Linked DNA regions of Homo sapiens: all the other regions are linked to region 2. Evidence: chromatin contacts called from ENCODE Hi-C or POLR2A ChIA-PET data. All regions are on one chromosome and are shown on one strand. Each heading gives the region's core, a stretch centred on a gene start or an enhancer-like site at or near the end of the contact. The rest is flanking DNA. Distances are from core to core; before and after follow the strand shown. Region 1 holds the start of BRK1 (BRICK1 subunit of SCAR/WAVE actin nucleating complex). Region 2 holds the start of THUMPD3 (THUMP domain 3 tRNA guanosine methyltransferase). Region 3 holds the start of TATDN2 (TatD DNase domain containing 2). Region 4 holds the start of VHL (von Hippel-Lindau tumor suppressor).

Region 1 (2,981 bases), core at 165-2,664, 750 kb before region 2:
CGTTGTTTTGTAGAGATAGGATCTGGTCATGTTGCTCAGGCTGGTCTTGAACTCCTGGGCTCAAGCAATCCTCCCACCTTGGCCTCCCAAAGTGCTGGGATTACAGACATAAGCCATTGAACTCAGCCACGATTATAGTCCTAAACACCCTGTATGAAAATACTTTAATACAAAAATGATGCTCTTCTTTGTCCTGAAGTTGTCATTATTTCATCTTCAAGATTAGAACTTCTTTGAATGTAGGAAGTGGTTCTTATTCTGTGTCTCCCACTATGCCTTAAGAGAGGGCCTCATATGGAGCTCTAGCATCTCTCGCTGATGCTTTCTGACAATCTCTTGCTCTGTCACCTTTGTACTCCTAAGGCCATCAGTCCTTTAGTTAGAGAATCATTCATTTAAAAATCTTTCCAAAGTACACTAGTCCCTATATCCTGTAATTACACAAGAAAGTCTAACCAGTGCCAAGTTCTGTTAAACACTTGGAGAAGAAGGGGTAGGAATCTCGATTGCTTTGCTTGCTGTTCATAAGGAAGAATTTAAGGCTGTCACAAGCAGGCCATGCCTAGGAAAGATTCTGGTAAAGATATCTTTCTGCTGAAGGCACCCGACCTGTGTTAGCTCTGAGGAATGGGCTAGAAGCAGACAGAACACCTACCATAAGCTATATATACTAGCAATACAGAGAGGACTTCCAAGGTCCTACAAGATCCTGGCATCCCTCTGACCTCATCTCCCACCACTCTCACCGCAGCAGACACAGGAAACAGGAAGGAATGGACAAGACGGGAGTGGTTGACAACGGGTCCAACTAAAAGGCACGACGCTAGAGGGTATCGACCAGATCCTGAAGATGGGGAACGGTCAACAGTCTTGAAACAGAGGAGTGACACGGTCCCGGATGCTCACTTTGAGTGCAAAGTGGGGACCGGAATGGATGCAGAGTACAAAGGAGGCAGGGAGACCACTTAGGAGAAGAACCACGGAGCGAGGATGGGGCTGCCTGACGCGTCTAGGAGAAGGACTTGTAGAATGGATCCAGAGGGATGGCAGGAAGCCATGAGCTCAGCGTAGGGCAGGATAACCCTACAGAGACTGTCTACGGGAGCCTGAGGGTCAGGGCGGGAGGGAGAAGGTGGGACCTGAAGGAGGAAGTGAAAACCCGCAACAGCCGAAGGCTGCGGGAGTCCTCTCAAAGCATCTCCCCGGCGCCCCAGCCCAACCACCTCAGCGGCCTCCCTCCTCCCCGCCTCCCCTTGCTGGCCCGCTGACCGAACGAGTTGAGAAAGTCTGCGATTTTCTTGATGCTGCTGGTGATTATCTCAATGTACTCCCGGTTAGCCCAGTCCTGGTGAATCTCCCGCTGCACCGGATCCTCCTGTCCCGCCATGGCCGCCGCCTGAGGAAGAGCGACTGCGCAGGCGCCCCGACCCTACAGGCCTCTAGTGCGCCTGCGCTGCCAGGCCACACCCATCCTCTTGAGCACCCACGAATTCTCGGGCACTATGATAGGCCTGTGCAACGTCACGTCCTCGCCGGCGTTTGCTCTCTACTCCCACGCTATAGAACACAGAAGCCTGGACGCCGGCGGCGAGGTTGTAGTGCACGCGCGTTATGGTCGTTACACGGCGCGTGGGGTCTTGCCGTCTCCCTCAACTGCTCCAGGCTCAGGTTGCGCACTCAGTGTCCGCAGTGAGATGGGCACAGTCGATTAAATCACATTAAATACAAGTCTTTTTTTTTTTTAGACGGAGTCTAAAAAATAATATGGTCATAAATAGCTGGGCACACTGCAAACTGGAACAGTCCCTTTCAGAAGGAAATTTGTGTTTTTGTGTTGTTTTTTGAGACAAGGTTTTTTCTTGTTTTTTGTTTTTTTGAGACGGAGTCTTGCTCTGTCGCCCAGGCTGGAGTGCAGTGGTGTGATCTCGGCTCACTGCAACCTCCGCCTCCCAGGTTCAAGCTATTCTCCTGCCTCAACCTCCCGAGTAGCTGGAATTACAGGCGCACACCACCACGCCCGGCTAATTTTTTTGTATTTTTAGTTGAGATGGTGTTTCACCATGTTGGCCAGACTGGTCTCGAACTCCTGACTTCAGGCAATCCGCCCGCCTCGGCCTCCCAAAGTGCTGGGATTACAGGTGTGAGCCACCTCGCCCAGCCTGAGACAAGGTCTTACTGTCGCCCAGGCTGGAATGCAATGGCATGATCATGGCTCACTGCAGCCTCGAACTCCTGGGCTTGAACTCCTGGGCTCAAGCTATCCTCCAGCCTCAGCCTCTGGTGTAGTTGGGACTACAGGCTCACGTCACCACGCCTGGCTAATTTGTGTATTTTTTGTAGACACGGGGTTTCACCATGTTGGCCAGGCTGGTCTCGAACTGACAGGTGATCTACCCACCTCGGCCTCCCAAAGTGCTGGGATTATACGCATGAGCCACCATGCCCGGCCTATTATGCAGTCATTTAAATGCTAATTATGAACACAAGCAACATGAAAACACATACAATAAATTGAGGGGAAAAACAAAATACCCTCCCTCCCTCCCTTCCTTCCTTCCTTTTCTTACTTTTTTTTTTTAAGACAGAGTTTCTCTGTTAATGCCCAGACTGGAGTGCAATGGCACGATCTTGGCTCACTGTGACCTCTGCCTCCCGGGTTCAAGTGATTCTCCTGCCTCAGCCTCCCAAGTAGCTGGGATTACAGGTGCCCGCTACCACACCTGGCTATTTTTTGTATTTTTTAGTAGAGACGGGGTTTCAGCATGTTGGTCAGGCTGGTCTCCAACTCCTGACCTCAAGTGATCTGCCCACCTCGGCCTCCCAAAGTGCTGGGATTACAGACATGAGCCACCCTGCCTGGCCCACATTTTTCTTTAATTGCAACTATGGAAAAATGTATGTTTGAGGACAAGAAGGATCTACAAAAAAAGTCACTATCTGCTTTGCTAAGGTAGTGGAATATGAACAACTTTATTCTCATT
Region 2 (2,997 bases), core at 191-2,690:
GAGCCTGTAATCCCAGCTACTTGGGAGGCTGAGGGAGGAGAATTGCTTGAATCCGGGAGGTGGAGATTGCAGTGAGCTGAGATCATGCCACTGCACTCCGGCTGGGGTAACAGAACAAGACTCTGTCTCAAAAAAATAAATAAATAAATAAAATAAATAATAATAATAATAATAATATGGGGCTTTTGGAGTTTCAGATAGATACAGGTTTGAATTCTTGCCTCCACCATCATAGGTTGAATGACTTATGGCAAATTAATTCTCCCAAACCTTCAAATGTAATTAAGTAATTAGTAATACCTCTTTCCTAGAGTCGTTAGGAGACAAGTGAGAGTAGTACCTGGTTAGGCCAATAATTAAAACTTATTAATAGGCTATCTATCTTCTTCCCTCCTGTGAAATAGCATTTCATGCATTTAAAAATGATTAACTGGGCTGGGCACACTGGCTCATGCCTGTAATCCCAGCACTTTAGGGAGCTGAGGTGAGTAGATTGCTTGAGGCCAAGAGTTCGAGACCAATCTGCGTAAGATGGCAAAATCTCATCTCTACCAAAAACACAAAAAATAGCTGGGCGTGGTGGTGGGCGCCTGGAGTCCAGCTACTTGGGAGGCTGAGGTGGGAGGACTGCACTCCAGCCTGGGTGACACAGTGAGGCCCTGTCTCAAAAAAAAAAAAAAAAAAAAAGAAAAAATTAAAAATAAAAATGGTTAACTGAATACTTACTATCTAATGATTACAAATGTTCAAACGCCTACTACTTGCCAGACTCTGGGATCCATAGATGGGCATCAGGAGAGAGATCTTGGAAGTAATCCGAAATAGTAAAACAAATTTCCTATGCATAAGCTTTTGTGTGTGCTTGGGGTGGGGGCCGGGGGAAGTATTAGAGAGGTGGAGGGGCCATAGCTTACACGAGATTTTCAAAAGGTCTGTGACTCAAAATAACTTAATTGAGTACAGAATACCTATAATGTCCTTGTGCTGTGCCAGCGATACACGACAGTGTTTAACACTACGTCAGTTCCCGCCGTTAAAAAGCTGACAGTCACTGTGAATACAATCTCCATCTTCTAAAAAATGCAGCTGAGGTCAGCTAAAGGACGCGTTCCGCACAAGGTCAGAGAGCCAATGAGAGGCGCAGAATGAAAGAGAACTCACGTCTCCCAACTCCCACCTACAGGGCCCGGGAATCCTAGGGAGCGGGTAAAGGCCTGGGAGAGGGAGCAAGATGGGCTCCGCCACGAGATCCGCCTGAAGTCCGGCTCGGCGCCGGCCTCAACTGCAAGAGGAAGGCCACCCCTCTCTCCCCAAGCTGAAACACCAGAAGAGCCACACTCGGCCGTTCCCAACCGCCGCCAGTTACCGGCCGCCAGCGAAGACCCTTTCAGCTCCCACACTCCATTGGCCTCTTGCGGTCAGGTCACGCCGCCGGAAGCCGCCCCCGGAAACGGAAGTCAGGCTACGAGTCACGGTGGCTCCGCGCTGGCGGCGGGTTCCCCCACAAGGTCTTGGGGAAAGGAGCATGCGCTGGAAGCTGTGTGCTGTTGGTTTTGAGGATCTTCAGTAAGCTGAAAGCGGAGAGTCAGGGGCCTTGTGTCCTACCATGGTATTTGCTAACGTTTAGAGAGTGCTTCCCCTTGCCGAGCACTGGGTAAGCGCTTCACATGCGTCATCTCATTTGGAACAAGTCTCTTTTGTTCTAGCACCTATGAAGTGGCAGAGACTGATTTCTGTTTTAAAGCTGGAGACACCGAGTCTCTCCAGCTTATTTAAATATCTTTCTCAAAATGTCATGCCACTAGTTCCTGATTTCTGTATTGCCATCACTATTTTAGCACTGTTTACTTCATATTTTTCTTTAGTTTAAAAAAAATAGAAATAGTGGGGCTCACTATGTTGCCTAAGCTGGTCTCGAACATCTGGGTTCAAGTGATTCTTCTGTCTAGCCCTCCTAAAGTGCTGGGATTACAGGCATGAGCCACTGTGCCCAATCAGATGAACTTTATTTCTCATAAAGGGTTGAACCTGGCCGGGCACAGTGGCTCATGCCTGTAATCCCAGCACTTTGGGAGGCTGAGGCGGGTGGATCACTTGAGGTCAGGAGTTTGAGGCCAGGCTGGCCAACATGGTGAAACTCCATCTCTACTAAAAATACAAAAGTTAGCTGGATGTGGTGGCCTGCACCTGTAGTCCTAGCTACTTGGGAAGATGAAGCAGAAGAGTTGCTTACCCAGGAGGCAGAGGTTGCAGAGAGCCAAGATTGTGCCACTGCACTCCAGTCTGGGAGCAAGACATCATCTCAAAAAAAAAAAAAAAAAAAAAAAAAAAGAGTTGAACCTGCATGGTAGCCATTTTGACAGACTGGGAAGCCTAGCTTCCAGTCAGAAGCCAAAAACAGGCACTTCCAGGGTTGGAAGAATAAGACAGGGATTTATGCTAAACACAGTGGCCAAATATACATGTTAAATAAACTGTAAGAGGGGTCACGAATATTTATGAAAGGAGCAATTTGTGCATGTGCAGTTGAGCTTCATGCCTCTCTGTGGATCCCATGTTTAAAAAATGGTGGCCTTAGCATGATCCAAGGGTAGAGTTTTCTACCGCTTGACTTCAAAAGGTGAAGCAGGGGATGTGAAAACCCTCACTGCACGTCCTCTGTCGACTGGCCAGAACCACTCCCTGGATGGTGGGTGATCTCTTATCAGGAAGGAATGCTAGTCGGTTGTTCTATTGAAACTGCAAATGGGAGGGTCAGCATCAGGCTGGTGGAGTGAGTCTTTCAAAAGGGCTGGTTTCTGTTTAACCCTTAGGAAAGAAAATCTAATGGCGATTATAGAGGGAGGGGTTATAAAGAGGTGTGTCCGACTTCCCATCCTGTCATGAGTAGGAACTCAGCTTCCAAGTTTTTTCTAGGGTCTCCTTGGCCAAGAGAGGGCCTGTTCAGTCAGTTGGGGGGCATAGAATTTTATTTTTATTTTTCAGTTGACAAAAGTT
Region 3 (3,113 bases), core at 440-2,939, 890 kb before region 2:
CCAACATGCTGGAAACTATGACTTTGGAGAAAAGCTACACCAAGAACCGCAATTCTTGGTTCTGTGATTCAGAGTGGTTCAAAGTACAAGGGCACACAATTCTTTAAACTGACAACTAAAATAAATACATTCTTCTCTTGAGCACATAATCCACCTTCTACTGCAGTGATTCTCCAACGGGGCTGCACGTTTACAATAACCTGGGGAGCACTGAAAAATCTGGAAGCCCAGACCACACCTCAGCCCAATAAATCAGTTTCTCTGGAGTAGGAGGCAGGCCCAAGTATTTTAAAGCTTTCCAAGTAGTTCCAAAGTGCTGCCGAGTTTGAAAATTACCTCTCTACTTAACTTCAGGCCACGCGCCTGGAAGACTGCTAGGTCTTCGAGTTTGGGGGGAGTGGACTTCTAGAAAGACCTTCCAGACCTTCAAGGATGTAATGTTTTGTAGTCTCCTTCCACCAAAATTCCCATCCCCAACCTCTCAAGCCATGTGGAAGGGGCTTCACCGATTGCAAAGCGTGGCAGCCACCTACCTTAAGGCTGCAGGCTTCCTCCTCTAGAGAAGCCATTTCTTCCAAAGAGGCGTTGGCAGGACGCAGAGGGGATCCCCCTGAAGACAGGAACCCCCGAGTGTTCCGAATCAGGCAGCCTTTGGAGGCGGCCCCGCCCACACCAGGGCCCAAGAAATGTGGGGAGAAGGAGGAGGAGGAGTTATTTCTGCGGCGGGATGAGCCCCAGGATAACCTCCGCGAGCAAGCCACATCGTCCTCCTTCTGGGCTTTCAGGCGCTTGGGGCTGCTGGGCCCTCCAGAACGCGACGCAGACCTCTGAGCTGGCCGGCTGGAGGGGGCCACATCACAGGGCTCCCGGAGGCAGCTGCGCTTGCGGGGACACCCTTCCGACGTGCTGCTCCAGTTGTGCTTGACCTTGCCCCGCTCGGACGCCATGGGCACCTGCAAGGTACAGGGGGCCTGGATTCCAACACCACCCTTCCTGGCGACCCCACCTCAGATTCCCGCCACCCCGGGCCCAGGAGGACGGCAAGACATAAGGGCAGAGCCAGGGGCTAGCCTCACTGACCTTTCCCTCTTCTTTCCACTGCCCATCACAGTTCTCAAGGTTTCAGAGATGCCAAACCGTGTTGGAGAAGTCAAAGCGATCCAAAATTGACTAAAGGCTGCCGTCGGTTTCCAAGCCCACAACGTGCTTCTGAGATCAGGAAGCCTTCACTTTGCCCAGCGCTACTTCGGAGATGCCTAAGCGCTTCCGGGGCTACGAAGCGCTTTGATCAGTTTGCAATATAAAGCCCTTTAGAACTGTCAAGCGCTTCAGAAGACCACATGGCGCTTCAAGATCCACACATGGCTGCCGGATCCGCGGCCCCGGGGCCGGGCGCTTAGCCCGTAGGCCAGGGCCAGACCCGGGCGCCGCAGCCCGCCCTGCTCCTGCGGCCCAACCAGACCCGGGCCGGAAGGGGCCCGAGCGGCCCCTCGGGAGCTGGCAGCGCCCTCGACCGCCAACTCAGGACGCCCCCCGCCGGCTGCCGCAGCTGTCCCGCCGGGCAGCCCGCCGCCTGCCCCAGCCCTACAGCCCCGCCTGGCCCGGCCTCCGCCCGAACTGCGACCACTCCGGCCTCCGTGGCGCCCGCCCTCCGGAACGAGCCCTGCGGCCCGCAGGCCGGAGAGCGACAGGGGCGGGGCCTGCGCCAAACGGAAGGCGCCCATTGCTCGACCCGGCAAGGGGCGGGACTCCGAGCAAGACGCAGCCCGCCTCAAAGCCAGGCGCCTTGGAGTCGGGACGGTACGCCTTAGGAAGCTCGTCCATTGGTCAGAAGCCAGATGGGGCGGAGCCACTCACGTGGGCTCGAACAGCGGGAAGTTGAGGCCAGCCAGATGTGCAGGCAGGTGGTGTCCGCTGACGCGCCTCACTTAACGCTGTTTTCCTCAGCGCCGGCCGCTGTACCTGAAGCTTTCAGACCTGGATTTCTCATCGAGCCAAAGCAAACCGTGTACTGAGCATTATCACCCCACTTTATAGAGCAGAAAACTGTGGCTCAGAGAGACTAAGTACACACCCAGAAATGGGAAGAATTAGAATTAGAAGGCACCAAAAAAAAAAAAAAAAAGACTACACAAAAATGTGAACTATCCGCCTGGTGAAAAATATTAAAGACGGCTGGGCACGGTGTCTCACGCCTGCAATCTCAGCACTTTGGAAGACCGAGGCGGGAGGATGGCTTGAGCTCGGGAGTTAGAGACCAGCCTGGCCAGCATGGTGCGACCCCCATCTCTACAAAAAATAAAATTAGCTGGGCGTGATGCCAGCTACTCAGGCTGAGGTGGGAGGATCACTTGAGGCCGGGAGGTCGAGGCTGCAGTGAGCTGTGATCCCGCCACTGCACTCCAGCCTGGAGGACAGAGCAAGACCCTGTCTCAAAAAAGAAAAAAAATCAAAGACAAGGTACAAATTCAGAAAAATACTCGAAACATATGACAAAGGGCTGATATTCGATGTAGCAATTCTCCCAAAATAATAAAATAACTTAGTATTAAGACTGGCAAAGGAGGCTGGGTCCAGTGGCACACGTCTGTAATCCCAGCACTTTGGGAGGCCGAGGTGGGTGGATCTCTTGAGGCAAAGAGTTCGAGACCAGCGTGGGCAACATGGTGAAATCCTGTCTCTAGTGAAACACAAAAATTAGCCTGGTGTGGTGGTGGGCGCCTGTAGTCCCAGCTACTCAGGAGGCTGAGGTGGGAGGATCCCTTGAGCCTGGGAAGTCGAGGGTCCAGTGAGCCAAGATTACTGCCACTGCACTCCAGCCAGGGAGACAAAGTGAGACCCCTGTCTCAGGGAAAAAAAAAAAAAAAGGCAAAGGAAGCAATGAACAAAAACAAATCATGAAACGCTCCTAAATATAAGAAAGATGGCTCCACCTCAACCATTAAAAAAGTACATGTAAGGCCAGGTGTGGTGGCTCACGCCTGTGATCCCAGCACTTTGGGAGGCCAAGGCGGGCAGATCACGAGGTCAGGAGATCGAGACCATCCTGGCTAATACGGTGAAACCCCGCCTCTACTAAAAATACAAAAATTAGCCAGGCGTGGTGGCAGGCG
Region 4 (3,212 bases), core at 1-2,500, 780 kb before region 2:
TCTTACCTAGGGTTGGCTAGTTCCTACTCCATCCTGCTCTCTTCCTTCTCCGGGAAGTGCTCCTTAACTGAAACCACACAACCGCAACCCCTCCATCTCCCAGCAGGCAGGTAAGTCAATTTCCCACGCCACACACGGTCGGCTCTTCCGGCGCCAACATGACCCTGGCTTGTTCCTGTCTTTGCATCTGTCAGTCTCCCCAGGAGGAATGTGTTCTCCACGAGGGCAGGGACTACGCAGAACTGGCCCACTGGAGTCATGAGGACTGAACAGATGGGGTGTTAAGGATGCAGCTTTTCTTTGAGGGGAAAATACACGTGGGGTGGGGGACTGGGGGGAGCCACCTTCAAATGCAAACTATTCGGCCTTATAAAGAATGCTCTGGGCCGGGCGCGGAGGCTCATGCCCATAAGCCCAGCACTTTGGGAGGCCGAGGCGGGCGGATCACGAGGTCAGCAGTTCGAGACCAGCCTGACCAACATGGTGAAACCCCGTCTCTACTAAAAATATAAAAATCAGCCGGGCGCGGTGGCGCACGCCTGTAATCCCAGCTACTCAGGAGGCTGAGGCAGGAGAATCGCTTGAACCCGGGAGGCGGAGGCTGCAGTGAGTCGAGATCGCGCCACTGCACTCCAGCCTGGGCGACAGAGCGAGACTCCGTCTCAGAAAAAAAAAAAAAAAAAAAAGAATGCTCTGACGCTTACGAGCAGCGTCACCCTGGATGTGTCCTGCCTCAAGGGGCCTCAGTTCCCCGTCTGCAAAATGGACCCCGGGGCGGTAGAGGGGCTTCAGACCGTGCTATCGTCCCTGCTGGGTCGGGCCTAAGCGCCGGGCCCGTACCTCGGTAGCTGTGGATGCGGCGGCCCGTGCCAGGCGGCAGCGTTGGGTAGGGCTGCGGCTCGCCGTCGAAGTTGAGCCATACGGGCAGCACGACGCGCGGACTGCGATTGCAGAAGATGACCTGGGAGGGCTCGCGCGAGTTCACCGAGCGCAGCACGGGCCGCGGCCGCCCGGCCTCCATCTCCTCCTCGGCGCCCAGTTCCTCCGGGCCGGACTCTTCCGGGCCGGACTCCTCGGCGCCCGACTCCTCCCCGCCGTCTTCTTCAGGGCCGTACTCTTCGACGCCTGCCTCCTCCGCGCCTACCTCGGCCTCGTCCCAGTTCTCCGCCCTCCGGGGCATTCCCTCCGCGATCCAGACCACCCGGGCCGGACGCCGCGGGATCCGCGGGTCGGACGCGGGGCGGAGCTGCGTGCGCGCTCCCGAGTCGACCTCCGTAGTCTTCGCGCGCGCTCGGTAGAGGATGGAACGCGCTCGCGGAAATAGCCGGCCGGAGGCTGTGCGCGTGCGCAGAAGGATCCTCCAGCACCGTAGGCCGTTGTAACGGAGGCGAGGCTAGGCCAACTCGTTACTGTATTTCCACTATAAAATTTTTTTTCGCCCCTCTAAGGTTTGGTGTTTTTTTTTTTTTTGAGACAGGGTCTCACTCTGTCGCCCGGGCTGGAGTGCAGTGGCGCGAGCTTGGCTCACTGCAGCCTTGACCTCCCTGGCTCAAGCGATCGTCTCGCCTCAGCCTCCCGAGTAGTTGGTACTGTAGGCGCGCACCACCATGCCCGACTAATTATTTTTATTTGTTGTTTGAAACGGAGTCTCGCTATGTTGCCTAGGCTGGTCTCGAACTCCTGGGTTCAAGTGATCCTCCTGCCTTGGCCTCTCAAAGTGCAGGGATTACAGGCCTTAGCCACTGTGCCTGGTGGACTAACTGAATTTTTTTTTTCTTCATGTCAGACGCGCAATGTGCCGACGTCGTAACAAGGTTCGAGGGTGGCGCATCTCACACGGGAACACCCAATCATCACGCTTATAAAGTACAAAAAGTCAACTAACTGAATTCTTACAAGGCATGGGTGATTAGTAAAGAGGGAAAAATAATTAGACCTACTATGTGCAGAGCACTCTGGTGGAAATTGGAAAATCAGATATTTACTTCAGAGCAATTAAAACTACAAACATAAACACTCATTAACTTTGTTCATTTTACAAATATTTATTAAGGCCCTACTATGTACCACCTATGGTGATAAGTGTTGAAAATATTGTAAAAACCGGTCATGTTTCCTGCCTTCACTGCACTTCAATAAAAGCGTCATACGGTAATCAATCACACAAATAAAATAGCAACTATGGCCGGGTGCAGTGGCTCATGCCTGTAATCCCAGTACTTTGGGAGGCTGAAGTGGGCTGATCACAAGGTCAGGAGTTCTAGACCAGCCTGACAACATGGTGAAACCTCGTCTCTACTAAAAATACAAAAATTAGCCTGGCGTGGTGGTGCGCGCATGTAATCCCAGCTACTTAGGAGGCTGAGGCAGGAGAATTGCTTGAACCCGGGAGGCGGAGGTTGCAGTGAGCTGAGATTGTGCTACTGCACTGCAGCCTGGGTGACAGAATGAGACTCTGTCTCAAAAAAAAAAAAAAAAAAAGTGCAACTGTGACTAGTACGACAAAAAGAGACAGGGTACTATAGAAGGCTAAAGATCTGGGGGTCAAGGAAGATGGTACACAATTCTGTGTAATTAAATGTTCAATGATGTGGGATGGACTCAAGTGGAGAAGCAGCTCAGAAAAAGAAGGGTTCAGAGAGTTTTATATTAGTTAAAAATAATTTTTTTTTAGACAGTCTCGCTTTATCACCCAGGCTGGAGTGCAGTGGCTCAGTCTCAGCTCACTGCAACCTCCATCTGCCGAGTTCAAGTGATTATCGTGCCTCAGCCTCTGGAGTAGCTGGGATTACAGGTGTGTGCCACCACACCCAGGTAATTTTTGTACTTTTAGTAGAGACGGGGTTTCACCATGTTTGCCAGGCTGGTCTTGAACTCCTCACCTCAGGTAATCTGCCTGCCTTGGTTTTCCCAAGTGCTGGGATTACAGGTGTGAGCCACCGTGCCCAGCTCAAAAATAAATTTCAAGTAGAAAGAAAAAAATCTATCAAGTGCCAGACACTGTGCTAAGCATCCCACGTGAATTAAGGCTATGTCATTATCTCCATTTCACAGCTAAGGAAACAGAAGGGTATATAAGAATGTGAAGGCCTAGCACTATACGCCTGTAATCCCGAGATTTTGGGAGCCCAAGGCAGGTGGATCACTTGAGTTCAGGAGTTGGAACCAGCCTGGGCAACATAGCGAGGTCCTGTCTCTATAAAAAATGAAAG

Evidence for each region. A loop is a pair of places that touch in the nucleus more often than their neighbours do. ChIA-PET counts read pairs that join two places held with the same protein, here RNA polymerase II (POLR2A). Pooled maps may share reads with other maps.
Region 1: a pooled map shows a loop between it and region 2 (7-fold over the local background). The contact joins the promoter of BRK1 here to the promoter of THUMPD3 in region 2. A Hi-C loop is called at or near these places in 10 of 50 pooled maps. POLR2A ChIA-PET finds 5 or more read pairs at or near these places in 3 of 52 experiments (T-cell, WTC11 and activated T-cell).
Region 3: a map of CD8-positive, alpha-beta T cell shows a loop between it and region 2 (4-fold over the local background). The contact joins the promoter of TATDN2 here to the promoter of THUMPD3 in region 2. A Hi-C loop is called at or near these places in 1 of 168 maps with a recorded cell type or tissue (CD8-positive, alpha-beta T cell) and 8 of 50 pooled maps. POLR2A ChIA-PET finds 5 or more read pairs at or near these places in 2 of 52 experiments (MCF 10A and activated naive CD4-positive, alpha-beta T cell).
Region 4: a pooled map shows a loop between it and region 2 (4-fold over the local background). The contact joins the promoter of VHL here to the promoter of THUMPD3 in region 2. A Hi-C loop is called at or near these places in 4 of 50 pooled maps. POLR2A ChIA-PET finds 5 or more read pairs at or near these places in 2 of 52 experiments (T-cell and activated T-cell).

Annotation. Positions count from the first base shown.
Region 1 is chr3:10,114,108-10,117,088 of GRCh38, reverse strand. It overlaps BRK1 (BRICK1 subunit of SCAR/WAVE actin nucleating complex), which reads right to left and starts at 1,414. Exons shown (of 3, transcript NM_018462.5): 1 at 1,270-1,414. The coding sequence starts at 1,387. RefSeq lists enhancers at 817-866, 1,317-1,606.
Region 2 is chr3:9,361,497-9,364,493 of GRCh38, reverse strand. THUMPD3 (THUMP domain 3 tRNA guanosine methyltransferase) reads right to left here and starts at 1,440. Exons shown (of 10, transcript NM_001114092.2): 1 at 1,367-1,440. It also overlaps a transcript of SRGAP3 not described here. RefSeq lists enhancers at 991-1,050, 1,071-1,150, 1,221-1,280, 1,501-1,710.
Region 3 is chr3:10,247,035-10,250,147 of GRCh38, reverse strand. TATDN2 (TatD DNase domain containing 2) reads right to left here and starts at 1,689. Exons shown (of 8, transcript NM_014760.4): 1 at 1,081-1,689; 2 at 534-953. The coding sequence starts at 947. RefSeq lists an enhancer at 253-1,121 and a silencer at 1,374-1,803.
Region 4 is chr3:10,139,816-10,143,027 of GRCh38, reverse strand. It overlaps VHL (von Hippel-Lindau tumor suppressor), which reads right to left and starts at 1,250. Exons shown (of 3, transcript NM_000551.4): 1 at 841-1,250. The coding sequence starts at 1,180. It also overlaps the pseudogene LOC124906359. RefSeq lists an enhancer at 1-333.